Regions from separate parts of the Homo sapiens genome. Here all the other regions are linked to region 4. A link is a loop called in an ENCODE intact Hi-C map of the cell type or tissue named here. Cell type or tissue: Caco-2. All regions are shown on one strand.

The links. Hi-C counts contacts between places; a loop is a spot of excess contacts. Peaks named below come from ENCODE experiments on the same cell type or tissue, not always from the same donor. Only the 100,000 strongest peaks of a DNase experiment are listed, where the experiment ranks them.
Region 1: it touches region 4 in a loop (8-fold over the local background); 10 of 110 quality-filtered maps call a loop at or near these places.
Region 2: a loop joins it to region 4, with 5 times the contacts of the local background. A loop is called at or near these places in 2 of 110 quality-filtered maps.
Region 3: a loop joins it to region 4, with 10 times the contacts of the local background. A loop is called at or near these places in 17 of 110 quality-filtered maps.
Region 5: it touches region 4 in a loop (14-fold over the local background); 72 of 110 quality-filtered maps call a loop at or near these places.
Region 6: it touches region 4 in a loop (17-fold over the local background); 24 of 110 quality-filtered maps call a loop at or near these places.

What each region holds. Positions count from the first base shown.
Region 1 is chr3:181,946,154-181,951,153 of GRCh38, forward strand. No RefSeq gene overlaps it. Among named protein-coding and RNA genes, the nearest start is that of LINC01206, 3.7 kb to the right of the region's middle. In Caco-2, no CTCF peak of the experiment used is centred here; no DNase peak of the experiment used is centred here.
Region 2 is chr3:182,163,026-182,168,025 of GRCh38, forward strand. The region is part of intron 4 of LOC105374243 (a long non-coding RNA gene); the gene reads right to left. Among named protein-coding and RNA genes, the nearest start is that of LINC01206, 210 kb to the left of the region's middle. In Caco-2, no CTCF peak of the experiment used is centred here; a DNase peak (open chromatin) is centred at 2,436.
Region 3 is chr3:182,488,696-182,493,695 of GRCh38, forward strand. No RefSeq gene overlaps it. Among named protein-coding and RNA genes, the nearest start is that of LINC01994, 4.8 kb to the left of the region's middle. In Caco-2, CTCF peaks have their summits at 2,122 (motif pointing left) and 2,393; no DNase peak of the experiment used is centred here.
Region 4 is chr3:181,706,769-181,711,768 of GRCh38, forward strand. All of the region lies in intron 6 of SOX2-OT (SOX2 overlapping transcript), which reads left to right. Among named protein-coding and RNA genes, the nearest start is that of SOX2, 2.7 kb to the right of the region's middle. RefSeq lists enhancers at 1,080-2,077, 1,094-1,490, 3,586-4,439, 4,440-5,000, silencers at 1,193-1,487, 4,998-5,000 and a promoter at 4,385-5,000. In Caco-2, a CTCF peak has its summit at 2,952 (motif pointing right); a DNase peak (open chromatin) is centred at 2,963; H3K4me3 peaks cover 809 bases.
Region 5 is chr3:182,255,903-182,260,902 of GRCh38, forward strand. No RefSeq gene overlaps it. Among named protein-coding and RNA genes, the nearest start is that of LINC01994, 230 kb to the right of the region's middle. In Caco-2, a CTCF peak has its summit at 2,877 (motif pointing left); no DNase peak of the experiment used is centred here.
Region 6 is chr3:182,615,710-182,620,709 of GRCh38, forward strand. No RefSeq gene overlaps it. Among named protein-coding and RNA genes, the nearest start is that of LINC02031, 26 kb to the right of the region's middle. In Caco-2, a CTCF peak has its summit at 2,631 (motif pointing left); no DNase peak of the experiment used is centred here.

The DNA.
Region 1 (5,000 bases), 240 kb after region 4:
TTAGTAGAGACTGGGTTTCACCGTGTTAGCCAGCATGGTCTCAATCTCTTGACCTCGTGATCTGCCCGCCTCGGCCTCCCAAAGTGCTGGGATTACAGGCGTGAGCCACCGCGCCCAGCCTAGGGCTCTACTCTTGACAGTGCAGCTGCAATGCACAGCATATGGGGCTAGCAGGCTTGAGTCTGATGGTCTCTCTGCAGGACAGCATAATATGATGGGACACCAACTCTGGGCAGAGACACTTACCTGTAGCTAGTGAAGAGTAGAGCAGAGACTTGAATTCAGGTAGCTTTACACCAGAGAATGAACATTTAACCATAGGTTATCTGGCAACTATCAGTGCAAAATTGAATTTCTACAGAAAGAGTTCAGAGGACAGAGTATTTGCTGTGGGCTAGGATTGCCCTATAGGGCTTTCAGGAAGAAGCTGGGATTTGAATAGTTTCGGTTTAGGTTATGAGGAGGAAGAAGAGGAGGAACATGAAAAGCAACTCAGGACCAGGCTTGGTGGCTCACACCCTGTAATCCTAGCACTTTGGGAGCCCAAGGCGGGTGGATCACTTGAGATCAGGAATTCGAGAACAACCTGGCCAACATGGTGAAACCCTGTAAAAATACAAAAATTAGCCAGGCATGGTTGCACGCACCTGTAATCCCAGCTACTCAGGAGGCTGAGGCAGGAAAATCACTTGAGGCTGGGAGGCAGAGGTTGCAGTGAGCCGAGATGGTGCCACTGCACCCCAGCCTGGGCAACAGAGTGAGACTCCATCTCAAAAAAAAAAAAAAGAAAAAGAAAAAAGAAAAAGAAAAGCAACTTAGAAAGGGAAAAATATGGATATGGAAAAGGGAAAGCAAAAAGTAAGATAGCAGCCAAAACAATAGCAATAAATTAACATTACTGATTGCTTTATTAATATTATGGGCTAGCACCCTGCTAAGTGCTCTACAGGAAACATTTTATTTAATCCTTAATAAATTGGGATGAGATAATGCTATTCTTTTTGTATAGATGAGGAAATGGGACTTAAATATATATTAAGTAAGCTGCCCAAAGCCATGGAGCCAATAAATATGTGTAGCCCAGTGATTGGAGGGGATGAAGGGCAAGGCACTCATGGATGTTAAGGGGCATCGTGGGAAGGGTAGAGAGGAACACTGGGACAGGTCATGGAGCGTCTTTGATATGGAGGCTGACCATGCCAGTAGGCAGTGGGGAATCCTTGAAACATTTTTGAGCACTGGAGTGACATATGAAAGGGCATCTATGAGAAAATCATTTTATTTTTATCCTTAAACTCTCCCCACTCTCTGATGAGAGGTGGAAACCCTGTGTCACTCCAGATTTATAGATGCATTCAGTGATGGCAGGTGGTGATTACAAAGGAAGATCTGAAGATAAAGCTGGAGCAGGATGACCTTCTCCTTTCATCCCTGCCTTGAGGGCCCCAGCTGGGACCTAAAATAGTCTAATATATATTGACACCTGGTTAGGTCCAACAGTGCTCCAGGGAAAAGAGCATAAGCTCTGAGACAAGAAGGACCTGGATTCAAATCCTGGCTCTGCCACTTTCTAGCTTTGTGCACATTCCTGAGTGTCTAGTTACTAGTCTGTGAATCCTAGTGGGAAGGGACTGTGCCCTGTTCACACTGTGAACAATGCCTGACTTAAAGGCTTCACAATCATTCTTTTTTGAGTAAGAAGAGAATGGAGCTTTCTGAGGCTTTATCTCTTCATCTGTAAACGAGGATTATCACAACTACTTCATAAAGTCTTGTCTCTCATAAACCTAGGAATTGCAAACAATCCAGGCCCTTTCTGGACAGGGAGGCCTATGTCTCTGCTGCCATGTTATCCTGATTTCCCATGTTTTGCCATCAGGGTGGGGGTGGGAAGAGATGATGATTCCTTGTTATTTTGGAAAGTAATTTTTTCTTGATTATTAAAGTAATACATGTTTATTTTATATAGAATTTGGAAAAAATTCAAAGAAATTTGAAAAAATAGAAAACAGAAAGTAAAAACATGTTCCTGTAAGATAATATGTATTAGTGTTCATGTTTTAGACAATTTTTTTAGTCTTTATTCTTTTCCTCTACATATACATTTTATGTAATAAAATTGTGATCATATTGAATACAACTTTCTAACCTGTGTTTTTCTCCAGTACCATTTTATCATGAGACTTTCCCTAGATCTTAAACCGTATTTCAAAATAGGATTTTTAATGTCTGTATAAAATTTCATTATGTGAACTTCCTTTACTTTATTAAAACTTTCTCTTACTTTCCAACAAGTGCTTGGTTTTCAGTTTTTCAGTATTGGAAAGGACATGGCAAGGCACCACCTCACTAGTGGGCGCTCAAAGGTTGCTTCCAGGCTGACTGATTCAGAATTACCTGGGTAGCTTTTAAACCAGATTTCTCTCTTCCACCCTAGATTCCTGAAGAGGGAGGTGGCTATTAAGAAAAAAAATAAAAGGACCCTCCAGGTGATCCTGTTGTAAATTAGGAACCACTAATCTTGAGTTCTCAGAGGACTGTTTTTTCGTTTTTTTGTTTTTTTGTTTTTTTTTCATAGCTGAAATCCTCTTGCCCCACACAGTGCCTGACACAGTGGGTGTTCTGTAAATACTTACTGAGTGAATTAACAAATCTTATATTCTGCATTTTAATTCTGGTTCTTGTTTCCTTAGCGGAGTCTTGAAGGTAAATTGTTGGGTTAAAATTTTCATTTTAAAAAACATTGATGGTACTTTTTAAATAAGTACTTTCTCTAAAAATCAATATATATTTCTTTTTCTTTAGAAATACATATTTTTCTTTTTTCTTTTCTTTTTGAGACAGAGTCTCGCTCTGTCGCCCAGGCTGGAGTGCAGTGGCGCGATATCGGCTCACTGCAAGCTTCCGCCTCTGGGGTTCACGCCATTCTCCTGCCTCAGCCTCCTGCGTAGCTAGGACTACAGGCGCCCGCCACCACGCCCGGCTAATTTTTTTTTTGTATTTTTAGTAGAGACGGGGTTTCACCATGTTAGCCAGGATGGTCTCAATCTCCTGACCTTGTGATCCGCCTGCCTCGGCCTCCCAAAGTGTTGGGATTACAGGCGTGAGCCACCGTGCCTGGCCCAGAAATACATATTTTTCTTATAAGAACAATATAGATTCATAATATAAAAATTTCAAAATGTAGATATGTAAAAAGAAAAAATCATATAATATGCACACACATATATGTATATGTATATTTCCATTCAGTTCTTTTCCTGTATATATATATGTGAATATATGTGAAAAATATATATTAGCCACATATCATGCAGTAAACAAAATGTTGTATAATCTGCTTTTTCTTTGTGGGTCTCACAATCATTATTTTAAATCCTGGTTTGGCAGTTTTTGCAATTATATTTCTAGCCTGTTAATAAATAATACCTAGTCTATTAAATCTGTGTGTAATAGGGATCTATTTTCATGGCTGAATTTAAACATTTCCAAAATCATTACTAAACACAGTTTAAAAATATTTAGTGAAACATTTTGTTTGGTGTGGTGTAGACTGCAAGTTTTCATACTTTTTGCATTTATAGGAACTGGTAAATATCTTTTGGGGAACGGCATGGAAGTGACATATTAGTAAAGCCATTTAAATAACCTAATTACCATCTACTACTATATCAGAGAAGAAATGATATTTTAATGTAGAAAATGTAAATGCATTTACTTTTCTAAAAATTAAAACTCAGTTTGAGATGTGCAGACCCTATGTCACTTTAGAAATGTAAAATGTCACATAGCAATTGTAGAGGATGTATTCTGGGTAAGAAGGATAAAGCTGAGAATAAGTTTGCTAATTTTGCCCCAGACTGATGAAAACATCGTCATTAACCAGCTCCAGTCCTTCAGTATCCACTAGATAAATGCATGTCTTGCTTCTTAGCCATTGTATTTTCCTTCACTTATTTGTGGGCTCCTAGAAGGGAGAAGTCATGTTTAATTCATCTTTGAAGTCCTAGTGCTTAAGACTGTGCAGTTAGAGTAAATGGAATGATTGTGAGAAAGCACACTCCATTTCTGAACTACTTTCTTTTCACTTTGTCACTCAACTTTCTCTAAGTTGCTCTTTAAATTGGTATTCATTATTTGAGCAAAAGATTTAGGTCACAGAGTTGGGGAACAGACCATTTTTATGCAGTTACAAACTTGATTTTCAAGATCTGGCAAGATTGAAGAAAGATGTTTAATATACATTATCTTTACATCTAGCAACTCAAACCATAGAGGAGCATGAACACAGGATTACTGTTGTACAGGTCATGTTAGAACTGCTTTGCAAATTTGGTCCCTACTTTAATGTCCCATTGCTATTTTGTGTTTCCTCTACCAGAGGCTCCATTCTCTTATCTGTCAAGCTCCTCCTCCTCCTTTAAAAGCCCAGGTCAAATGCTCCTTCCTCTACGGAGACTTTTCCCCCCTTTTCCTTCAATGTCTCTAAACTGGGCAGAAGCAGTCATTTCCATCTTCATGCTCCCATTATGATCTGTTCATGCCTAAATTTTATCACGCCATTGTGCTTTTCTGTTAAATATATAAGGGTCTATCTTTGGTGCATGTTGAAGTTCCCTGAGGGATGGGGAGGGTTATTATCTTTGTCCTCAGTATTTAGTACAATATATGATCTAGGGTAAGGAACTCATACACTAATATTTTTAGGGCCTTTTAATTTAGGATCATCAGCTATACATATATATATTTAAATCCTTTTTGTTCTCAGTGGCTGCTAAGCTAAATCCATGATGATATGCAACAAATCCAGGATGTCCTTTTGAATGGGTTCTTTTGGCTGGGTGGCTTCTCAGGCATCTTCAGCCATTGTTAAATGGCTTCTCATGGAAGCCATGAGAAGGCGTTGTGGGTGGGGTGGGATGGGGCTCTTGAGGCAGATGCAGTACCCAAACTCTCTCTCTCCACATACTGTTGTAAGGAGGGTGGCTTGGTTCTCAACC
Region 2 (5,000 bases), 460 kb after region 4:
AGAATGGGTACAACGGGAATAGACAAAAGATCTTTACTACAGCCCAAAAAGAAAAGTGTGCTAGTTGATTTCAGGAATCCTTTTGGTTCCCTGTGTATGTTCTTGGGAATTCATGAGTTAACCAGAATATCTTCATCAGCAATATGTTGTCAAGTAGAAAGCACAGATCTTTGAGCCAAAAAAGTAGGGTTTATGTCCTGGCTCTGGGATCATTAGCTGAGTGATCCTGGGCAAGTCACTGTTAGTCTCTCTACTAAAACTTAGCTTGCTCATCTGTGAAGAAAGCTAGCATAGTCTATTTCACCAGGTTGTTTTGAGATCCAAATAAGAAACATATGTAAAAATGCACAGCACCATGAGGTACATGTACATGTTTTGTAAAAATTAGTTGAATGTGAATAAAAATGCTTTGCTTTTATTTTGAATTCGATGCCAAGAAGTACTTTATGTTGCCCGACTCTTGTGTGCTTTCTAGTTTGTGAAGTGTTGTCTTTTAAAGTCAAGAGTAGGTTTCACTTGGCAGGTGACTTAGCTCTGTAATGTTAATGGTCATCTCAAATTTAACTGATTTATGAGTTCAGAATGTGATACATCAAATAATATAAAATAAGATGTCTTGTTTGTGCATAGTCAAATGGCAAGATTATTTTATCATTAAAAAATGTTAATGAGAGACTCAGTCATTCTGCTACCTATGTAGAAAACATTTCAAATATCTAATCCCAGGTCCTTTAACATTGAATACACATTTTTCTTCATTATATTTAAAATTTTTTTTTGTTGTATAAATAATTTTTATGGAAAAAGTAAAATAACACACCAGTATAGTTAGGTAAAAAAATAAAAGTCCCACCAGGTGTGGTAGCTCACACCTGTAATCCCAGCACTTTGGGAGGCCGAAGTGGGTGAGCCCTGGAGTTCAAGACTAGCCTGAGCAACATGGCAAAACCCTGTCTTTACAAAAAATATAAAAATCAGCAGGGCATAGTGGGGCATACCTGTAGTCCCTGCTACTCGGGAGGCTGAGGCAGGAGGATCACTGGGAGGTTGAGGCTGCAGTGAGCAGTGATTGTGCCATTGCACTCCAGCCTGGGCAAAAGAGTGAGACCCTGTCTCTAAAAAAAAAAAAAAAAAAAAAGCATTTACTGTCTACCTCCCCATCCCACTCATTAAAAGTAAACCCTGTTGGTTATGTTTATCATTCCAAAATTTTTTCCATTCATGTGCAAACAAATAGATTAGATAGGTATTTTACAACTCAATATGAAATTATATTGACATATTATCTGGCAACTTGCTTTTACTCACGTAATAACATACTGTGGGCATTTATATGTACCTTCTTAATAGTGACTGTGTAAGTCACTAGAAATGACTACAAGAGACCCCACTTGAATCCAGCTCCCATTATGACATATGTAATAAGCTTTATAGATTTAAAAATTAGGAGCATCTATTGAAGAAAGAGGAGGAGTGATCATAAAGCTGGCCAGTGGGAGAATAAGTTGGACTGACCAGGCCTCTGTGCAAGGTCTGGGCAGAAAAAGGAAATCTATACCCAGATTGTAAGGCAGACTTCTTGACCCATGTGGAAATAAGCAGTGTCTGAAAGGAAGGGGAAGAGAAAAAAGAAGGATTAATGTTTTCTATATAGCTACTGTATGTCCAGTACAGGATTGGGCCCTGTCTCATACTACAGCAAATGCAATTCTCATCACAATTCTGGTAGGCAGTTACTATTACCCTTAATTTACAAATAAACTGAGGGCTTAGGCCAGTCACTAACAAGACACCTAATAAATGTCAGGATTGGGATATAAGCCCTGTCTCTAAATCCAAAGCCCCAGCTCCTTCTTTGGTATCTGGGTGGGATTAAAGTGAACAACATATGTAGGGTACCTATTTCAATGTTTTACAAATGAGTTGTTCAGAAAAATCTAGTCCTTCTTCCCCAATATATAAATATATTTCAAAATGTCTGTGTATCTGAAATTAGACACATATGGCAGGAGGGAAGTTTTTCCTTCATACTTACTATCAAATGCAATACTATATAATAGTGCCCCAATCAATTTTAGTAGAGTTGGAGGACCAAATTTGGTACTGGCTAAGATGTGACATGCTTGAATTTTAAAAAGGAAAGAAGAATCAATTGTGATTTTATTTATTTATTTATAGACTGAGAGGGTCTTTACCCTTTCAACTCATAGCTATGACAGAAAAATCTTGGATATCAAGTCTTTCTGTCGTAACAGCTCAATAGGCATTTAAACTTCCAGTGAGTCAGAGATATGTGAGTTGAAATTCCACTGAAATCTATGGTTAGAAAGTGCTTATGTCAGCTCCTGCTAAGCTCCCACTGAAGCACTTTGCTGATCATAATTAATCAGGGAAGTTTGCTCACTGACATGTTGTACAGGTCAGTCAAGTTCTTGTGCAACGATCTGGGGAGCAGCTCTTGACCCACAGTTATGACAAAGTGATCGACAGTCAGTCGCACAGGAGCTTAGCCTGCTTTACTCATGACTGTATGCCAGAACTGCAGAGAGAACCTGGGATCCAGGAGACTCTCCAAGAGTACTTAACAAATGAATGAATGAATGAGCTCAAAATCAGAACAGAAACTTGAATGCTGGTCTCACATTTGTCACTAATGGCCATGTCGTACACCTTAAATAAATAACCAAAGGAAAGAATAAAATAAAGGAGGCGATCATTTCCTTACCTTTGCACTTAGATATGATCTGGGATATTGTGTTCAGATCCAGCTGTCTTTTAAAACAGTACATTTTAATAAGGGTGACACACTAAAGTGTCTCTGCTGGTGGGCGTCTAGAAGGCTGAAGGGTCCTGAATCTTATAATTCAGATGGAATTGAAATAAACTGGAATCATCCAGTGAAGATTAAGACTTGAGAAAAGACAAGACAGCTTCATTGAAAGAGAGTAGCACAGTGTCTAGATCAAGGAAATATTAGCCACAAATTGCATTCTTTAGATTTTAGACAATATCTGAATTATGATGCTTGCTTCTGGATGCAACTTTTAAATCAATTAATTCTCTTACTATAGGAATAATAGATTTTCATAGTTAAAAAAAAAAAATACTGTGAAGCATCTCATCATCATCCCAAAATCTTAATTGCATCCCTCAGAGAAAATGAATGTAAATAATTCAATATGTATACTCCAGGTTTTTTATGCAAATATAACATATGTTGGCATATTTTTAAGCTTACGTGGGATCAAGTTTTCATAGTTTGACATTTTTGACTTAAGATATATTATCTTTTCATATTATCCATATACATTATGCTTCATCCTTATTAATTGTTACATAATATTCTATGGCGTGAATGTGCTATAGTTCGGCTTAATTCTCTTTTGAATATTATAGTATATTAAATTATATCCTATTGATAAAAATTATTTCCAATTTTTAAAATTACAAATAATGCCATTATAAACCTTCTTGGTCATTCATTGTATACTTCTACAAGAATATTCATAGTTAAAGTCCCTAAAGTGCTGTTACCAGGTCAGAGGACACGTGCATGTTTGTTTCAATCTTGTTCTTGTTAAGCTTCTCCAAATTGCCCTTCTTGAATTGCCTGTTTCTTCGCTTCTTCACCAACTAGATATTTTCAAAATTTTAAATTTGTCAGGTGAAAAATATCTCATTGTTTTAATTTGCATTTCTTATTTTACTTGTGAAGTTGAATATTATTCCATGATTATTGACAATTATCTATGAACTTCCTGTTTATGTATTGGCCTGTTTTGTTAGATTATTTTTTTCTCTTTGTCTTATTGATCTCTAAGAGTTCTTTGCATACTAAGAATATTAGCCCTTTGTCATAGACATTACAAATGTTATTTGCTAGTTTGTAGTTTTATCTTTTGATTTTATTTATGGAATTTTTCATAGAATAGCATCTTTATTTACTTGATTTAGTTTTTTATTATGTTTTAATTTTTGATTTATATTTTTATTCATTTTTGAATAAAGTTGAATTTAGTCTATTTCTTTCCTTTATGATTCTGAGTTTCATGCCATATCTTTGCCATGCCAAAACTATATATTTTTAAATTCCCCATTTAAAAAATATTTCTATGGTATTTTCTATGTTTAAATGTTTGCTCCATCTGGAATTTGTTTTAAAGAGTGAAGCAGAGATCAAATCTCCTATTCCTGCAAACAGCTAGAAATAAAACTCAACATTATTTATTGATTAACCTATTTTTACTCTGATGACTTGAAGGGCTATTCTTATTATACACTAAGTTATCATATGTATTATGTCCTACTTCTAGATTTTCTATTCAGTTCTTGTATAACATAGAATATTTTCATTTCTAGCAGATCTCATACCATCCCTTTCTCACTTCCCCCACTCTCCCTGGCCCCCCGCCACACACACTCCTCCACCCTGTTCTCTTCCATAACACTTTCCTGGTTGCTTAGGCATGTTTATTTTTCCAGGTGACAACTATATTTTTAAAACAATGGGTTTAAATTAAAGCAACACCAACCCTCCATCAAAACGACCAGTCGTCACCTATGTTTGGCTTTTCTTCCTGTGAAGGAAAAGCAGAGTCTCTGTTCTATGTAAAGCCTCTCTCTGCACCTACCGCGCTGATCCACATCCCCATTTGCCCTCGCGATTATTCGTCTCTCTCATTCGTCATTAGTTACTTACTAATGATGAATCCTTTCACTAGGCATCTCAATACACCTTAACATCACCCACTTGAAAAAAAAAAAAAGCAGAAACCCTTAGCTCTATTTTCCACTCCTCTTTTTGCCCCATTTCTTTGCTTACCTTTTCAGCAGAAATTCTTAAGAGTGGTTTGTATTTGCTGTTCTCACTTTCTCACTCCCATTCTCTCTTCACCCATTCATTCAATCAGACTTTTCACTTCACCACTCCCTGAAGCAGATTTTATCAAAGTCATTGATGTCCTTCATTTGACACGTCCATGGTCAGTTCTCTGTTCTCA
Region 3 (5,000 bases), 780 kb after region 4:
GTCAATGAGTATGTTCTTGGAAAGGTTCCTTGTCATCAAATATAAATTGCAATGATCAAAGGCGAACTACGTATCAATATGTAATGAAAAATAATTTACTAGGAGTCTACATTGGAGGAGATGAACTCTACAGCAGAAATGGTGCACCTCTGGGTTTGCCAAAGCAGAAAAATTCTTGACAGCCTTTCCAAAAGTACAACCAAGTTCTTGTGCCCCAGAGTGGGGTGAGATCTTAGAGAAGAGAGGCATCTATAGGGATTATTTTTGAAGTCTTGTTCACAGGTTTAAGCAGTTACAATCACAAGTCTCTCTGCTCAACCACGACCATCTAGGTTTGCCCATTACTTTATTTTTTAATCTGACACAAAAGGAAAGACGCAGAGGTGAGAAAGGGAGGGGTAGAAAGGTGAATTATACTCTCTGTATCCTGTTCTACCACTTGCCACATTTCTAAATTACCAAGATTCCCAGGCACAAGAGTATGTGTGAATATTTTGTTCTGTTTTTTTACTCAGTACTAATAATACACAAGAGCTGAATAGTTACTGAAACTATTTCCAGTTTCTTGCATTTGATAATAGATGGAGACCCGATTCGAACTGACCTAGACACTTAAATACTATCCCAGACAGAGCCATCCCCAAGTAGGTCACAGAGCTTCTCTGTGTCTGTTTCTTTATTTGCAAAATCATACTGTATCACCTGTCAAATTCACAGATTGTTAAGAATTAAGTAAGTTCATGGCTATGAAACACCTTTAAAACTATGAAGCACTAAAACAAATTCAGTGGATAGTGGCAATTATGAAGAGGATGATGATGGAAATGAGAGAGACTACAAATGAAAATTCTGTATATTTATGAAATTATGGCTTAGTATTTGTCATTTGAGAATTTCAATGTTTTTGGACATATAGGACTGGGATCATAAAAATTCATGAGCATATTGGTGATCCTCAAATAAAATCTGTTTTAAATACATAATGTACACTTTCCAAAAGAAAATTCGTGATGTGCATATTTATATATTTACTAGCACTATCAAAAGGTACCAAAGATGTTAACACTAAGTGCTAAGCATTTTGCATACTTCTGGAAGCTGTTCTTCCCTGCTTTGCCCACATAAGTCACCTCCCTTGAATGATACTTGGGAAGGCCTGGTCACAATCATCTTTAGACATTTGATCTGACTGAGATAATGTCCCATGAAGGTGCTGTGATTTCGGTCAAAGGTGAAATAAACATTTTTCTCAGTATTATTGTCCAAGAGATTTTACTTTTGACACTCTGGGTCTGCCTCAAGTGGCTGCTAGGTGATAGAGGATGAAAAAGAGAAGGAATGAGTAAAACCTGAAGTGAGAACCAGAAGTTTTCCCTAAAAGAAGCTAAGTTTTTTAGGGTGAAGATAAAGATTTAATTTTGCAATATTAATTTCTACTGCCAGTGTAAAACTTTATCTTTCTAGGTATCTGTACACGTCTCTGCCCAAAGTACCCTCCTGCTACTAAGGCAAAGGAAAAACATATTGATTTTTCTGCAAATTCCCATACCTTTCTTTCAAGTTGACTGCTTGGAAATCTATTCAAATTGGAGACTGTATCCTGTTTAGGTAGCTGAAGTTGACAGCAGAGCTTTAATTAATAAGGCGTGCAAGGACAAAGGCACTAGGCCCAAATCAGATACAAGCGACATCTTCTTGTGGCTGCTCTGAGAAGCACAGCAATTATTTATACTCTACCTTGGTGCTCAGGCAGAAGAAATAAGGCTAGAGCATGAAGAGCAATGCTATCTGCCAATATATGAGAATTATAGCATTCTGGATGAACAGAGTTATATTATCCCTGCTTTCAGATAAGTAAACCAAGAATCAGAGTGCGTGGATTACTCTGCAAATGGAGGTAGAAAGCCTGTGCCCTATTTTCTTGTCCATCTTCAATATCCTGTGCTGGGATTTCAACAACACTTGAAATCCTCTTGCTTTCCTCCTTTTGCCCATTATATTCCTTATCTACAGTGGGCATTTTCAGTGCTGCCAACAGTGCCTATGAATCTACGTTCTAAATGTCAGGACCTGCCAAGATTTGTTAATTATCCTAACTCCCTCTGCTGGCGGATTTAACTACAACCCAGATTCAAAACTCAATGGAACACAGTAACTGTTTAAAATGTTTTTCAAGTTAATTCACATCATAAAAGAGTAGGTCCGAAGAAGGAAGAAAACTACAAGGTGAATTTTAGTTGAGAACGTAACTCACTATAATATAAATAAACTGGAGGTTTAATAGTATTTTTTAAACCAGCATCTGGGATAAGATTTGTGAAATATGAAGTAGATAATGTTGGTATAATTTTTCCCCATTCTCTTTTTGTTCCCACACTCCTTTTCATTTTTGTGGCTTGTGATATTTCCCTTTGTCTCTAAGCTCTAGACTTCTACTTAATAAGTACCAATAAAGATTGTATGTTATCCTTAAACAGTGGTAGCATTCCCCACCTGCTAATTGCTTTATTTGTACTTACTGTTTCCGCCCTCTCATCAACAGGGGCTTTAGTATAAAGGGCAATGAAGTAGAACGTGATGAGGCGAACAGGAGCCAGCCGAGTGAATGCTTCTATAATTACACAGTAGCCTGGAGTAGCTCTTCTCAAATCAAATTATGAGCCTGGATTACCTAAAACTCTCAGGACACAGCCCGGGTTTTCATTTGTCTGTAGGTTACTGTCGACAAGCAGCCTTCTTTCCCCTTGCCATTATTCTTCACAGAGATTATCAAAGCTCCCATTCCACTGCAATATTCCCAGAGCAATGAGATGCCATGGAGAAGGCCATTTTCTTAAATGGCTTGCCTGACCCCATGTGCTTTACCACTTATTTTTTTTTAATTTAAAAAAAAACTTTTTTTCATGTTTATAACCACCTCTGTCATTTGCATATCAAAGTTGATTCCCAGCTGAGCTTATTCATGATTCTTTGGCAAATATTTATGCTTTGTCAATGTCCCAACCACCCATAAGGCAACAGGAACAAAAGTCAATAGGCCTCAGCAATGTTTGGATCCTTGTTTGAACACCTGACTATACCCTCGGAACTGTACACTGCACTGGAAATAGCATAGTAATAGGAGGACCAGACTCGAGGTCAGGCCATCTGGAATAGGGGCACAGATCTGATGATGGCTAGCTGTGTGGCCCTGTGACACCCGTTCACTTCTCATTTTCTCCATCTGAAAGCCAAGGCAATTGAACTAGATAATCTCCAAGGTCCCTTCCAGTTCTGTGGTTTCATAGACTCAGCACAGTGCTGCATGGATCATGTGCACAGGAGACTCAGTACATATTTGATTGCAGCAGCTAAGCAAAGCAAAACAGCAATCCATTTCTCAAGTGGTTTAAATGTTTATTAAATCAAGATTTGATGTGTCCAAGATCTGATCAAAAAGTGAACAAAAAATGGTGAGCTTTGGTTGGTTAATGACTCCTAGAGAGAAAATCCAGGCTCAAGTCTTAGCTGTGTGCAGTGTTGGGGTCGGTCTACTAAAGCTTCTAAGAGGGAAGGGTTAGATGATCTCTAAAGTTGTTTCCAACATTGAAATTACAGCTCAAAAAGATAAAATTCAAGTCACCAATTCCTGTACGTAATAGTCAGTGCACTTTATCTTCTTGAGAAAAAAATGGATAATTTTATGAATAATTCTTTTAAAAATCCTCCATTCTGTAACACTCTATAATAAAGATTTTTCGTTTGGTTTAAAATAAGTATTTAAAACGGGCATAGTGATAGGGAAGACAGGTAAGATTATAATCATTACAAAGTTGAGAATTTTTCATATATGGTCATAGTAACGTAGTCTGATATCACACGCCAATTTGTTAAGGTGACGCTTAGATGTCACCAGAAAGGTAATGAGACTTTTGTTTTCATGGGTAGTATCTTAATTTAGAAAGTTATACTAAACAGAACTTAAAATACTAGTTGTATTTCTATTTAAAAAAAAAAAAAGCCATGTTTCCCATACTTAAAAAAAAAACTACTCATCAGCAAAAATGTTACAAAATAAACTGAGTTTTAAATTGTTTCCACTTGAGAACTAAAGGACTTTGTTAATGATGAAAATTTAATTTAGTTTTACATATTATTGTTCCTAATTGAAAAATTACAAGCATAAGTGCTAGCACTTTCTAAGTACTTCTGTATTTACTTAAAATAAAAGCTATATCCACAGGACTAACCCACCCAACAAGTATGATATCAATAAAACCACACTCTTTTTTTTTTTTTTTTTTTTTTTTAGTGAGCCAGAGTCTTGCTCTCTCACCCAGGCTGACAGCAGTGGTGCAATCTCTGCTCACTGCACTCTCTACCTCCCAGGTTCAAGCGATTCTTATGCCTCAACCTCCCCAGTAGCCGGGATTACAAGTGTGTGCCACCACTCCTGGCTAATTTTTTTTTTTTTTTTTTTGTATTTTTAGTAGAAATGGGGTTTCACCACATTGGCCAGGCTGGTCTCAAACGTCTGACCTCAAATGATCCACCTGCCTCGGCCTCCCAAAGTTCTGGGGTTACAGGTGTGAGCCGCCACACCGAGCCTAGAACCACTCTTAACACTTGAAATGGCAATGGCCCTAACACACACGTGGTACTTGTTGTGAAAAATTATCATCCTTTGTAAAGATAACGGTGAGGATAAAACTAAGATGGATGGGCAAATGAACATCATTTGGGAATGCTAAATTAGATAAGTGGATACAAAAGAATTCTTAACTTCCAAGTGCACACCTTACACACAGATAACAGGAATTTAAATTCTGATCGTTCAAGTCAAACCTGAAGTCCTTCTTCCAAAATTTTCCTGAAACATTTGCAAAACTTTTAAACCTACTTTGCAAACTGGAAAATTTACAAAAACAATGAGATTAGTTCATTCGGGTTTCATCTTAACCAATATTTTTCTCCTTTACTTATGGTTGAAGCAGGCAGAGAAAATAAATTTTACCAATAAT
Region 4 (5,000 bases):
TATCCCTTGTTCATTTGTTAAGTGTAATACCACTTCTGGAAATTAAAGGCAAGGTGCTGAAGGGACAGACAAGAAGAAAAAAATATGATTAAGCAATTTGAAATTGCCAATGTACCATGCAGCCATATGCATATCTCTATCTTAGTAAATAGAAAGGGATAGAGATATATGTTTATTCTTTTTATCATCTGGAAACATTCATTATAGTTACTGTCACTAATCCTTCACACTTCCAAAATCTGACAAGTTTGACATAGGAAAAAAATGGGGGAAATGTAGATGAAAGAGTTTCTATCATTTTGAAAATTGTGTTATAAAAATTAAGATGTCTATCCCCTCTAGGAATTCCTATGAGGGATCCTTCACAGTCTAAAGGAAATGAAGTTTGACAATGGTACAATTCAGTTTTGAATTTTTGCTCTTACTTTCTATATCCTAACCTTTTCCAGCTTATTTCTTGTTAATTGTTTTTGGAAAGTATGCAATGCTCTTTTAAGGGAAAAAAAATCTTCTAATGCACTTATTTACCTTCATTTATATGTGTTTGTTTCTGAAATGAAGAATCAAGCTTTGGTCATTCCGGAAGTCGTGTAGCATGCTCCAATTTGAAGTGACTGAGATCTTTTGTGACTTACAGAGGAGAAGGAAATGTTTTAAAAATTGGCTTATGCCAGTCTCCTTACTCTGAAATTCTCAATTTTCTTGTATTACAGGATAAATATAAATATCATCTCACCAAATTGTACCAGCATTGTCCTAAACATTTAAATTTTCCTTTATTTTTGGCCTTTAAAATTAGAAAATTTTCTCCAGTTGCTGCACTTAGCTTTTTAATTTTGTTTTCTTTTCACTTACCAGACTACTGGTATGATCTCTTTCACTGCAGTATGATTGCTGCTATGGTCACTTTTAGAGGAGATTGTGGGAAGGTTAGGATTTGGAGGAAACATGACAAAAAAGGGAAGAAAAAAAAAAACCTTCATTTGACCACATCTGGCTGCTTGTATATTTAACCAGTTCTAGAATTAGAAAACCTTTCTGTACATTTTCTTCTATTTTTCTCACTTTTTTCCTTACATAATGAAATTAAAACTTTTGGAGCCTACAGTTGACATTTTTCAGAAAATTGAGTTATCAAGGCAGTAATTATTTCACGGGGAGATAAAACTCTCATAGCCCTAACTGTCAAATAGGGCCCTTTTCAGATTTTAATTACAAAATAAAATTAGTCTGCTCTTCCTCAGAATGGTTTGTGAGTGGTTAAACAGAGCTTTCCCCCAATACTGGTGGTCGTCAAACTCTGCTAATTAGCAATGCTGAGAAATTCCAGTTAACAAGGACATTCTCCAAGACTCTGCAGGTTCCCTGCCGTTTGCCTTCATTTCCATAAGAAGATTAAGAGAGGAGGGGAACACACTCAAATGCAGATGCAGAAAAGAAGCGTTTTTTAACAAGCATCATAATAGTAAGATGCTTGGCTAGTTCTCACCTAATTACTGCAAGTTAAACCTCTATTTGACACTAAGAAGAAAAAATAAGTCTACAGTCCCCTGTCTCCACAAAATTGTTAGTTGGTTTCAGATATAATACTTGAGGAGTGCTGAGGAGACTTTAGGAGAGAAAAATCAATGTGCAAGATTTTGAAATAAAATTGAGTTACACTTAACAGTTAAGGCCTTTTGGCTAGGGCCTATAATAGAACAAAATAAAATCAGAATATTCCAGGAGTCATGCATTTTTGTTACTAACTACTAATCTTGCTCTAAAAGTATGTAGCTTTTTGTTGCCCGTGGAAGGGAAGTGTTACACTCCCTTTAGATTAAGCACTTTCAATTTTCGTAAATTGTGCCAATGGCAACATTTTAGATTCTCAGAGGATGAAGCATCCTGTTCCAAGTCTTTTTTGATTGTCTAGTAGTCAATGGTATATTGTTGTTAGTACTGTAGCTGTCTATTACAAACCTAAAACAGTGTTGCTTCTGTCATCTATTGGAATCGTTATAGTTATTATATTTAGGGATCAGTGATGGTGCTGGATTGAAATAGAGTGGGCAGTGATCTGATTTTTTAAAATGCATATGTTCTAAAAAATCTAATGAGAAAATGTTCCTGCTATCACCATCTTCTTTAATCTTATTTTCATAGCACATTATTATGCATAATCGCCAGCCACAGTTAGTTTATTGTCTCGATAAGTACAGCAGGCTTAATTAAAATAAAGCTGTAAATAAATGCAACCAATGATAACACAATTGTAACGTAATTCCATAGCTTATTAATGTGATAAAAGCAATTAATAAAAGACCTAGCCAACCCCTTTAACCTCTTAAATACATTATTATAGAGTTCATGCACAAACACATGCATCTGAGAATGTGTAAAAGTTGTTATATATCCTCCCAAGGAAAAAAATTGTGCCTTGAGAGAAAGGCAACGAGATTTAAAAGATTTGTGTCTATAACCGTCTGTTATTAGTATTTATTTTAACAAATATACACCACCCTTATCCACACCAATTCCTTGGTTGTTTCTTCAAACAATTATCCACAAGCTTTTTAAAGTTTTTAGAATAATGCTATTAAGCAGACCGATGCATACACAATCATAAAGTGAATTCTTGGTCTGCCCTTTGTGGCGTCTGGACAATCATAATTCATTCACATGTTGAATCTCATAATTTGTACCTATTTTTTCCCATGGTCTAACCTCCCACTTACCTCGAGGTTGTATGTATATTTCTAAGTTAGGCAAATTAAATCTGATTCTTATGATTTGGTTCCGCAGCTTATAAGATATGTTAACTTTTCTTTTGTTTAGATTATGTATAATTAGTCTGATCTTCCATCCCCCTCTTTTTTTTTTTTTTACTTTAATTATTTTCAAATACCTTCTTTTAAAGGTAAAAGCAATAGTCTTGGAAAAGCGAATCTACCAGCAGGGGGCGCACCAGCCACATCCCTGAAACCAGCCGCGCTGAAAAGCCGGTGGCCGCCTTCTCTTCCCCAGATCTTCTCAACCTTTTCTCTTTCCTAATCTCCAGGTCCGTGTTTACCTTAATATTACACCTGGATTAAACAGAAAACAGTGCTGTATTTTGAAGAGCGCCGAATATGTATGCATTTTGAGAAACCCAATCTCACCCTTTCCGGGTTCCCAAGAACTAAAACAAGCCATAACTTGAGAGAAAAAGGAGAACCTTCGGGGGGCAGGAAGGTTGATTGGAAATAACTTAAGGAAAGTCTGCAGAATTCTTTTTTTTACAACTTTTCTGAGTTTCCAGTGGGTATATTTAGTGTGAGTTTGACAGTAACAGGCTAGGGAGGGCAGAGATTGGAGAAATTGGGGGTCGGGGGAGTGATTATGGGAAGAAGGTTAGTAAGGAACAAAACAATGCACCGTTTTGTAAAGATAATAAATGGAACGTGGCTGGTAGATACTATTCAGTACATTTTCTTAGGGTGAGTAAGGGTAGACCAGGGGAGGAGGGGGCGGAGAGAGTGTTACAGAAGAAAGAAAATAAGTAACCCTGATGGTTTAAGCCCTTTATAAAAAAGAAATGGCATCAGGTTTTTTTTTCTTTATTCCCCCCCACCCCACCCTTTGTAGTCAAGTGCATTTTAGCCACAAAGATCCCAACAAGAGAGTGGAAGGAAACTTAGACGAGGCTTTGTTTGACTCCGTGTAGCGACAACAAGAGAAACAAAACTACCTATTTGTAACGGACGTGCTGCCATTGCCCTCCGCATTGAGCGCCTACCTATTGAAATCTTTACGTCGGGACAATGGGAGAGCGGCTAAAATTACCCTCTTGGGTCCTGGGCGGGCAAGATTCCTGAGCCCCTACCCCCGCCCCCATCTCATCCTCCTCTAACCCGGGCCTTGCTGGGCTCCCCCTTCCCCAGTCCCGGCCGCCTTCTCCCAGTGTGCGCTGCCTGCACCTGTGCCTGGAGAGCATCGACCCCGCCTCCCAGGCCTTGAGCCCCTTTGCGGCGCAGCCCCAGCCTTGCGCGGCCTGGGCTTTGCGGCCACCACAATGGAAATCTACGGGGAAAATGCCAGGGCTGGTTCTGCTGGAGTCCTGGGAACTCTGCGTGGGAGGGAGTTTGTGACTGCGGCCCAAAAGCCACCTCCATACAGTGCCGTGGGATGCCAGGAAGTTGAAATCACCCTCCCCCATCGCCTGCACTTTTGAGCGCCCTTCCGTCTGTGTCTTTCCCCAGCCCCCATTTGAAAGCCGCACGACCGAAACCCTTCTTACGGGGAGGCATGGGATGGGAATGGGGAGTGGGGGCAGACAGTAGAAGCATCCCCTTTGCTACGGTTGAATGAAGACAGTCTAGTGGGAGATGTGGCTGGGGCTAAGAGGAAGAGCTGCAGTTTCCTGGGCCAAAGAGCTGAGTTGGACAGGGAGATGGCAGCTTACCAAGGCCTGCTGGTTCTCAGCTCTAGAGTCTGCCTTATGGTCCGAGCAGGATTTATTTTTAAGAACAGAGCAAGTTACGTGGAAGCAAGGAAGGTTTTGAGGACAGAGGTTTGGGTCTCCTAACTTCTAGTCGGGACTGTGAGAAGGGCGTGAGAGAGTGTTGGCACCTGTAAGGTAAGAGAGGAGAGCGGAAGAGCGCAGTACGGGAGCGGCACCAGAGGGGCTGGAGTTGGGGGGGAGTGCTGTGGATGAGCGGGAGAACAATGACACACCAACTCCTGCACTGGCTGTTTCCAGAAATACGAGTTGGACAGCCGCCCTGAGCCACCCACTGTGCCCTGCCCCACCCCCGCACCTTAGCTGCTTCCCGCGTCCCATCCTCATTTAAGTACCCTGCACCAAAAAGTAAATCAATATTAAGTTTAAAGAAAAAAAAACCCACGTAGTCTTAGTGCTGTTTACCCACTTCCTTCGAAAAGGCGTGTGGTGTGACCTGTTGCTGCGAGAGGGGATACAAAGGTTTCTCAGTGGCTGGCAGGCTGGCTCTGGGAGCCTCCTCCCCCTCCTCGCCTGCCCC
Region 5 (5,000 bases), 550 kb after region 4:
TGGAGCAGTGAATGTTAGGTGAGGTGGGTACTAAGTACAACAAAATGGTATTTTATGTGAACCTCCAATTCTGTCTTTTTGGTACTCTTTTAAGGATACACACAATTTCTAGAACCCTAGCAACAGTTTCTACAATAAATGGTGTTTGAAGCAAGAATCCCTTACCTAGGGCAGACAGAAAGAGAATCAGCCCAGCAGTGTAATCATTGCTCTGCTGTTTGAAGGAATATTGAGCTCAGATGCCTCCAGAAAGCCCACCAGGCCCAGAGGCACTGGACAATAAAAGGGGAAAAATAATAGACGCCAATGCTTTATTAAGTATATTTTTTTCTCACTTAGGTGCGCATTCCCTGGTCAGACAATTAGTTGAGGTTCTTTCCAGAGAAAGTGTTACCCACCAAGAAAAACTCTTTTAACCTTTCAAAATAACAAATATCTTTAATGACTTTTATCCCCTTTCCATTGACATCACAGATACAATGTGGCCTGTCTTGAAGTCAAGCCCAAATTGAAATCACTGCTGGCAGGGACAGGAAAAATAGAACATTTGACAATAAGAGTGACAGATGAAGCATTGGGGACCTTGAAAGGGAGAATAACTCAAGCTATGACCCAGGACAGAAATACTGCACCTTAGTAAAATACCTGCCCAATCTGTAAGTTAATAGGCAGGTACATTTGCACATGATAATGGGCTAAATCCAACGCTTGGTAGAGTTGGTATTATTTTCCATGTTCATGTTTAAAAGGAAAGCTGAACATGCTTCATAGAAAGAACCTTTTGATTATAGACCAACTGTTCATCACCACACTTCCTGGGGAAAACATTTTTATTTGGTTATATAAAAGGGTAACATTTGTTAGAAATATATCTAAAGATAGAACTTCTGAAATTTGTCTACTCTTGCTACAAATGATTATTTAACATTTATAAGAGTAAAGTTAAAATATTTAAATGTACATGTGTGTATATATATATGTGTGTATATATATATGTGTGTGTATATATACACATATATATGTGTGTATATATATGTGTGTATATATGTATGTGTGTGTGTGTATATATATATATATATGATAAAGGCAACTTCATATAATATCATATAATATCCCTTGATTCATTGGCGGAAAGGAGAAACTTTGTATTTCATGACTTATAAAATCCATTAGTTGCATCTCAAATTTCTTTTTTTTTTTTTCTTTTTCATTGTACTTCAGTTCTGATTACTTGGATTAGGGGGAGAAAACTCAGTAGGATCTGCCAATTTTTAGTGATTTCTGTCATCAATTCCTGATTGCCTAGGATTGCTTTGTTGTTCACCTTAGATGCCTTTAAAACATGATTTATTTAAGCCTATTCACTCTTAGTTGGTTTGGTGATTGGTAGTAAAGTTGTTTTGGTGTCACCCATTGGAGTGAGAATTTTCCCCACATGATGGCCATTGTAGGTCTTTCACATCAGGTGTACTTTACTTCTAGAGTTGTCAGAAAAGAATTTAACTCCAGTAATTAATTATTTGGGATAAGTTTCCCAAGGAGTCCTCAGCTTAGGCTACATTAGAGGCACTGCATTCTATTCATATAATATGAAACCTTTTAGGTCATATGAGTAATTAAGTTTTACATCATTGTGAAATAAACACATACGCCTACGATTTCACCGAAGCATGTAAGTGGATGGTTAAGAAGCAAATGTGTGTTTCCCTTTGTGGATAATAATGGCAGACAGTCATATTGTTTATTTTGCCTTTGATATGAATTTAAATCAAATAAAGATGGTTCAAGTTAGCACAGGGAAAATCCAGTTGCTTCCCTGGGTCCATCAGCATCTTAATCCGTTTTTCAAATGTTTTGGAGTTTTGCAAAGCTTGAAACTTTTTTTTTTTTTTTTACCATGCCCCCTTTCCCTTGTTTTATAAGCCAATATAATTTTAAAGAAAAACTTAATCCATATGTTTGTGATTCATTTTTACTAAACTCATCAAAATGGTGTTTTGTAAGAGTGATTTGGTGTCCAACAAGTCTTTTGAGTCTCTCTGTAACAGGCCTTCTTAATGCCATTTCTCTTTGAAGCAAGAAGTTGTGTTTTGCCAACAGTAGAGAAATTCAAACCCCCAAAGGGTTGAAATCAGTTTGAAACTTCAAGCCTAAGGACTCTGTGGGGTTCTATACTTGGCAAATGGCTACTTCCCTTCTAACTTTGAAATACCTTATTTTCCTCTCACAAGAAATGCTCTACTGTTTTGCTAAAATATGTATTTAAAATAATCTTCAGATTCTTTAATACATAAAAATATATACATTAAAAAGTGGGGCCTAACGTTTAATTTATTCTAAAGCAATATTATTTGATTATCCATTTGGATTTTCCTTTAATTCTCATTTTCTGACCCTACACATCTTTGTGATTTGGATTTACCCAAAGATTTACCAGAAAAGATGACCATGATGATCCTACAAGCTGGAAATAAGTGCTGGGTAGTTATTGGCTTTCTTCCCCAGGTTGCTCAATAAAGGACATATTACTTAATGTAGTACGCTAATGTCTCACACTATATTTCATACTTTTATTTATGTTGACAACCAAAACTTCAATGCAGAAGATTTTGAATAATATGCTCTATGTCACAAGGTGAACCATAATTCACAGTTGTAGATGTTTGCTAGTTTTTCAATGTAGTTCATTTCTATTTATATGTTTAAAGGAAGACCTGTATAATTTCCGTTAGTTTTTATACAATAGGCAAGAGGAGAGAGAGTGAGAAAGAGAAAACAAAATAGTATGTACAGCAAGTTAAATATCCAAACCACTATGGTCCTTTGTCCTGACTGCTTTCTGGCCATGAAGTGGGAGTGCCCTCTAGTGAAACTTTAAAATCATTGGAAGATATTGGGTGTAACGTGGTTAAGGTTTTCTCCTAAATTCTTTTCTTCAAAAATCTTTGGGCATTAACAATTTGCATAAGTTTTGAATGAGAGTTAGAGAAAAACACAAAATACCATCAAGTAAAACTATTTCTTTGGGAAACAAATACAAATGAATACATTACTGTCAATATCAAAAAGTACATGTCTGCATATCTTTGTCATCTATCTGTTTATCTATCTATCTATCTATCTATCTATCATCTATCTATCGAAAGATCCCAAGGACACATAAGTAGCATATAACCCACAACAGGGCTATAGTTATCTAAAAGAAAACATATAAAAACATAATTACCCACTTCTCAAGAAGATGAATAATAAATAAGTTACTTTGGAATGTGAAAATAAGGCAGTAGTAGCAATACACACGAGTAAATAAGAAGTGAAAAATACATCTTGTCATCTATATTATTCCAAATCTCTTTGTAGAAAGCAGCACATGCTCATTGTGATAAAATCTGAAAAAGTTCAAGGCCAGGAGTCAGAGTTCTTACCCTGGACTTCACTTACCAGCTGTGTGAGCTTGGGCAACACATTTAACCTCTCTGAGCCTCAGGGTCATCATCTGCAAAATGGGGCTTAAGAACACCTGCCCTACCACCTCATAGGGTAGTATTGAAGGAGATAAAGTATGGGAAAGGGCTTTGAAGTAGATAAAGTTCTATACTGTGAAGGTATTATTTTTCTGACTTCTTTCTACTGAGGAAATTTCAAGCAAAGTCCCCTTTCAGGATGAAGAGGGAAAGAAAGAAGACCCTCCTAAAATTCTCTGGAGTCAGGAATCATTGACAAAACATCTTTCTTCCCAATCAAAAAAGAGTCACAGAGAAAGAAACAGGTGGCGCCCGAGGAAGGATGCAGGGTTAGACATTACCATCGTGGAGCCGCCAGCTCTCCCGGACTAGGCTGACGCCCACGTGGAGGGCCCTCGGCCAGGAAGCATGGCCTGGGCAGCCTGTGCTGGAGCCGGCTGGGCAGCAGCTGGTGGAGGAGTCAGGAACCGCGTCCCCTCGGGTTTACAGCAGCAAGAGTTTCCGTGAGTCTAATCTCCACCTTGCACAGAGAGAAGCTCAGCAGCACGTATGCTCCGCACCTCTGTGCTTTTAATCCCCCTCTCCGTGACCATCCATGCAAAACCGTTCCCTCTTTGTTGTCTTTTCAAAACTGAAAATATTTTCATTTTGTTTATGCCAACATAATAAACTCTTCATCTGAGCAAACAATCTGATTTTTCCTTTTAGTTGCAGTGAGTTTAATTTCAGATTTGTGCTGTAACAATTCCTTACTTTTCTCCACATAAAGCTTGTTTTCAGTGAGATGTGGTTTCTCACTAGCTGTGTTTGCTTTGAAGAGAGTTTTACGTACTTATTTTTAAAATCAACTTGTATAGGCACTTTAAATCAAGGTATTAAAATTTTCAGAACATTCAAAAACTGTTCCCTTTTTTTTTACAACAACATAGGTATCTCCTATGTATTTATTGCCTAGATTTTCACTATTTATCTTCTGGATGTACATCTTTCTTTTGTCCGGAGTGAGAAACTGTTTCTAGTTTCTTTACTCAGAGGTACTTCACATTGTCAGACATGCATAATCAATCTTGTACTTAAACCTTTGTGAGGAACACAACAGATGGATAATGGGAACATGGTTGCCATTTGGGGTCTGGTCAATTCATGAGCTGCCTCTACAGCCATGACTCTGGTGTATAGGAGAAAAACCATAAAGTTAATCTCTAAAGCTATCTGACAGGTCCCATGCCTGCTGTTTATGTCCTCCCTCCCCATTTGATCTAAACAGTTGGCATGGGGGTTGAGGGGTGCCACTTCTTCCTCAGAATAAAATTAAATAAGATATTCAGCAGGTCTTCAACTGCTCACGGATTTATCCAAGATAAGTGACCAGTTTCAGTTGAATGACTGGGGCTCCCATGTCATAAAATTGCTCTTGGCTAAAGCTAGAGTTCACTTTGTCTAAGCTACATGCTCGTGTATTGCTGGAGCACCACGACTTCTCATTGAAACTTTGGGTTCCTTCTGTATTAGAACCTTCCCTGACCTTTGCTGAAC
Region 6 (5,000 bases), 910 kb after region 4:
ACTCAAAAAATATTTATAACCATGTATTCTGTACATGATGCTGTGCAAATCTGAAGCAGATGCAGATTATCTAATCCCCAGCTCCTAGGAGCTTGTTATCTTGTAGAAAAGATGCTACATACAGATATACCTATCAACCAAAGCAGTATTCATGTGCCATTAAAAAACACAAAGTAAAGAAAAATGAAAAATTATTTCTAGCTGGAGACAGAGAAGAAGTAAGGTGAACCTCTTGAAGAAGGTGGTATTTATACTGGTCCTTTAATGGCGAGCAGGATTTCAATGATTAAGAGATAGGTTTTAGGGAGGAGAGTCCCTGAGGGCCTCCGAGAAATTAGGAATGACAGGCATCAGCAAAGACTGGGAGAGTCAGATCCATGACATCCATCCATGAAACGTGGCAGAGTCCCATCTGGTCAGCATGTGAGATACAGGCAACAGTGAGCACCAGGTTGGGAACGCTTTGCCTCAGCGGAGTTTAGGCATCATTTAGTAAACAAGGGCAAAGCATGGAGGATTTGAAGAGCAAGGGGAAAATGCTCTCAGAGGTGTTTTAGGAAGAACGATCCGGCACTATGATCTATTTCTCCTTTCCCAGAGAAAAGCCCTACAACCTATGTCCCTCAAAACAATATGTTTATCCTCAATGTCTCTAAAAAGTGCTATGGCCATCCCTAGTAGCATATTAACTGTTTAAATAAAAGCATTATGTGAAAGACTGCAGTCCTTATGTCAGGGTAACATTGAAGGTGCAAGGCACGTGTCAGAAGATGAAATAAACTCAGAGTAACCTATCCCCTCTAGAGTCCTGGCTTTAAATTCAGGTTGCATCATAAATGAATAGGGTTTGGTGGCCTCCCGCCTATCTCCTGGGAACATTTGTTTGATTTACAAAAGTACGACACAATTTGACACACTCAGTATAATTAGCATTCGCTATTTGGGAGAATGCCCCCAGACAGCTAGAATTCAAATGCACCGAAGCCAGACCTGAATTTTTTTTCTCTGTCCTCCTCTTCCATTTTTTTTTTTCCTGCTCTCTCCTTTCTTCATCAGAGGACCATGCAAGCTGGAGATTCGAGGAAGCAAATCCCAGATGTCCCGGGTGCTCTACACACCAAATCAAGCAACAAAATGCATGTTTCAGCCTCTACCGTTCTGCTATGCGTAGAGAACAGAGGCTGTTGTTATATGTTCTGCTCCCCAGACTTCTTCATGCAACTGTTGATTACACAGTGTTGGTTTCACATAAAGAGTTTTTCTGGAAGAAGTCCCATTTCAGAGAGAGGTGCTTAGTATTTAACAGTGCTCCTGCTAATAATGATTAAAGTTATTACTGTTACTTAAATAAAGCAGGGCATAAATACATAGAAGACATTGGGTTAACTACTGCTCACAACATATGAAAATATCCTCTTTTCTCAAGCACAGGAGTTTGCCTGTTCATTTTAAATCTGTTTAATTCCAATTTTAGGGGGCCTTGTGACAGTCATCCAAAAGTTAGCTGCCAAAACTGTGACTATATTAAGCTGTTTATCACACACCAACTAAAGGTGGTGCGTGCTGGTAGACACACAGAAAAGCAAAGAAAATTGGAGCTCATTAGCCAGGGAGGCCAGGAAAGCTTTAGGAAAATTCTGAACTGGGAAATATTTGTTAGAGAATTTTAGTTGTGTTTCTTCTAAGGACAAAAAAAAAAAAAAAAAAAACAATCTAAGTTTATAAACAGAAGCAGCATAAATGAGTTAATTTTAAAGTTATAATAGACAATGAAGAGGTGAGGATAAATAGAAAACACAGACCTCAAACTCCAAGGCAAGTGAACGGAATCTTCAATTTCTTGATCCTTTGGTTTGACATGGTTGACACGCTTCCCATGGCTCACAGCCTGAAAATGCAAGGCAAGAAATTCATTTTCTATTTTTTTTCTATCCAAAAGTTACATGTGTCATTTTAGAATCATCACAAGTTTCAATTGGATGGGATCCAAAAAAATGTCATCTTCCTGTGAGTGCGTAGCAATATAGCAATGCAGAAATGGAATCATAACTGACCTGGAAAACAAGGAGGGCCTCTCCAAACTCCACATCCGAATGGACACACCACATTTGGTTTCTTCTCAGCAGTGACTAATTTTGATTAGATTTGAAGGCCCAATTTAAGCTTAGCCTAGAAGCTGCTTCCACTGCTTATTAGTGGTCTGTGCCCTCATTAACTATCATTGAAGAATGAGGTGGAAACAATCATTCAAGAGCATCTACTCAACTCTACATTCAAAGCCACAGCAGTTTATTTTATCCTTTGGTTTGGTGACGGCTTGGGAAGGGGAAGTCAATTTTCCTTCATTTCTTGGAATAGAATTGGAAACTAATTGCATGTTGCTCTTAAAATTCGTTAAAAAATAGTTTGAAACTAGCCCATAACGTCACATAACCATAGATGACAATTGGCCCCTAATTGTACCTCAAAGTTTAGCCACTGACGGTTCATTTGTATTTTCCTTCTCAACACGCTTTCCCCCTCCCCAGCACCCCAAACAAAACATGCTACTTTTAAATAAGATTTGTGGAAAGTCCTAAATGGGGTACCATAGACGAGTAAACAGTGTCACCTAGTGGGCCAGAGGACACTAGGAAAAGAAGAAAACTAGTAATCTGTACAAATGAAAATACCGGCCAACTGACAGCATTAGGCCACATTTTGCCTTCATTTTTGCCCTCTGTTGTCAACCATGAGCAAAGAAGAAAGTTTCCTCCAGGACACACTAATAAATAATCACAAACAAATAAACGCCAAACCCCACAGCTTTCCCTCTCTAGTTCCCTAATAAAGATCTTACCTAAGTAAAAATAACAGCTGGCATTAATTCAGCATTTACAGAGAGCGGATATTTTGCAGAGAGCTTTACCTGGGGCATCTCACTTGGTTACCCAGAGTCCCATTATTGGTTAGGGAGCTTTGGTGACTTGCTTGAAATCATAGACTCTGACACAGCCCCTGTGGTAACACCTGCTCTGTAGTACCCCCCACACAGCCCAAGGGCAAACAATGAGATCTCGGAGGGACAAATATATGTAATAACAGAATCATTAGACACATATTAAGCATTTACTGTGCCCCAGACTATTTAGGGGATACTAAAATGCACTGACATGGATCCTGCCCTCTAACAAGTTGTCATCTAAAGGATCCATTTGTAGAGTACTTTAGAGTTACTATCATTTCAGGCTATCTTCATGTGCCTACAATGTAATCAAGGTCCTGATTTTAGAAATGAGGTTTTGGGATTCATCCAAGTTCACACAGGTAAGAAGTGGCAGCCCTTCAGATTTAAAGGTGAGTGGATCACTCCACCTCTTGCTGCCTCTTTCACCAGTGCAGCTGCTAGAGATCTCTGGTTTCATGACGAGGTATGGAGGCCACAGACGGCAGAGAGCTGACTCAGAGAACAATTACCACAGGGTTCAGGGGTGGAATGTTCTTTCCCTCTACCATCTCCAAACCATCCCAGCCTGACAGGAATGACCATAAATCAAATCTCTTGATAGATTAGATTAAAACAGATAATTCCCATTCTGTGGGTCTCAAAGAATGAGAACTATAAGGAGATTTTCTTAATTTAAAAAGGGGTGCCGGGCGCAGTGACTCACGCCTGTAATCCCAGCACTTCGGGAGGACAAGGTGGGTGGATCGCCTGAGGTCAGGAGCTTGAGACCAGCCTGACTAATATGGTGAAACCCCATCTCTACTAAAAATGCAAAAATTAGCCAGGCGTGGTGGCAGGCACCTGTAATCTCAGCTACTCAGGAGGCTGAGGCAGGAGGATTGCTTGAACCTGGGAGGCGGAGGATGAAGTGAGCCAAGAGCATGCCACTGCACTCCAGCCTGGGTGACAGAGTGAGACCCCATTTCAAAAAAAAAAGTGGGGGCGGCAGGAGTGGCATACATGAGAAACCTACAGCAAACATACCTAATGGTAAGAGATAGCATGCTTTCTGTTCTCACTCATAGGTGGGAATTGAACAATGAGAACACTTGGACACAGGGTGGGGAATATCATACACCGGGGCCTGCCGTGGGGTGGGGAGAGGCGGGAGGGATAGCATTAGGAGATATATCTAATGTAAATGACGAGTTAATGGGTGCAGCACACCAACATGGCACACGTATACATTTGTAACAAACCTGCGCGTTGTGCACGTGTACCCTAGAACTTAAAGTATAATAAAAAAGTAAATAAATAAAAATAAATAAACAAAAAAATAAAGAGATAGCATACTTTCCCCTGAGATCAGTAACAAGATAAAGATATTCTCTTTCACCAACCTATTCAAGGTCCTAGCTAGTGCAGTAAGATAAGAAAAAGAAATAAAAAGTATACATATTAAAAAGGGACAAGTAAACTGTCTTTACCACAGGTGACATGATTATTACAGTAGAAAACTCCAAAGAATCTTTAAAAAATTATTGGAACTACTAAGCAGGTTTAGCAAGGTTGCAGGATATAAGGTCAATATACAAAACTCATTGCTTTCCTACATACCAGCGATGAAAAACTAGAATTTGAAATTAAGAAATAATACCATTTACAATACCACCCAAAAAAAGAGGAAGAAAAAGTACTTGGGCATATGTCTAGCAAAATACATATAGGATCTGCATGTAAAACTTACCTTCAGTAGGGAGGAAAAAAATCCTTCTGTTTTATAAAAATAGGTTAACAGAACAAGGAACAGTATATTCTTCATCTTTGTACAGAATGGGAAATTCTTCCAGAGGCCAGACTCAAGATTTCAAAATCCTGGGATTAGTAGCCCACCTGGGGCCATCTGGGCTCCTTCTCTCTTCTGCGGTCTTACAGAATAAGGGAACCAGGGTGTGGCATACTCAGAGTGCCTTAACTCACTTAGGAAAGCTAAGGAGAGAACAAAGAAGGGAGGGGAAAAAAATAGCGTTTTTCATTAAAAGCCTTAATACCATCAGATGATAAAAAGAAGTAA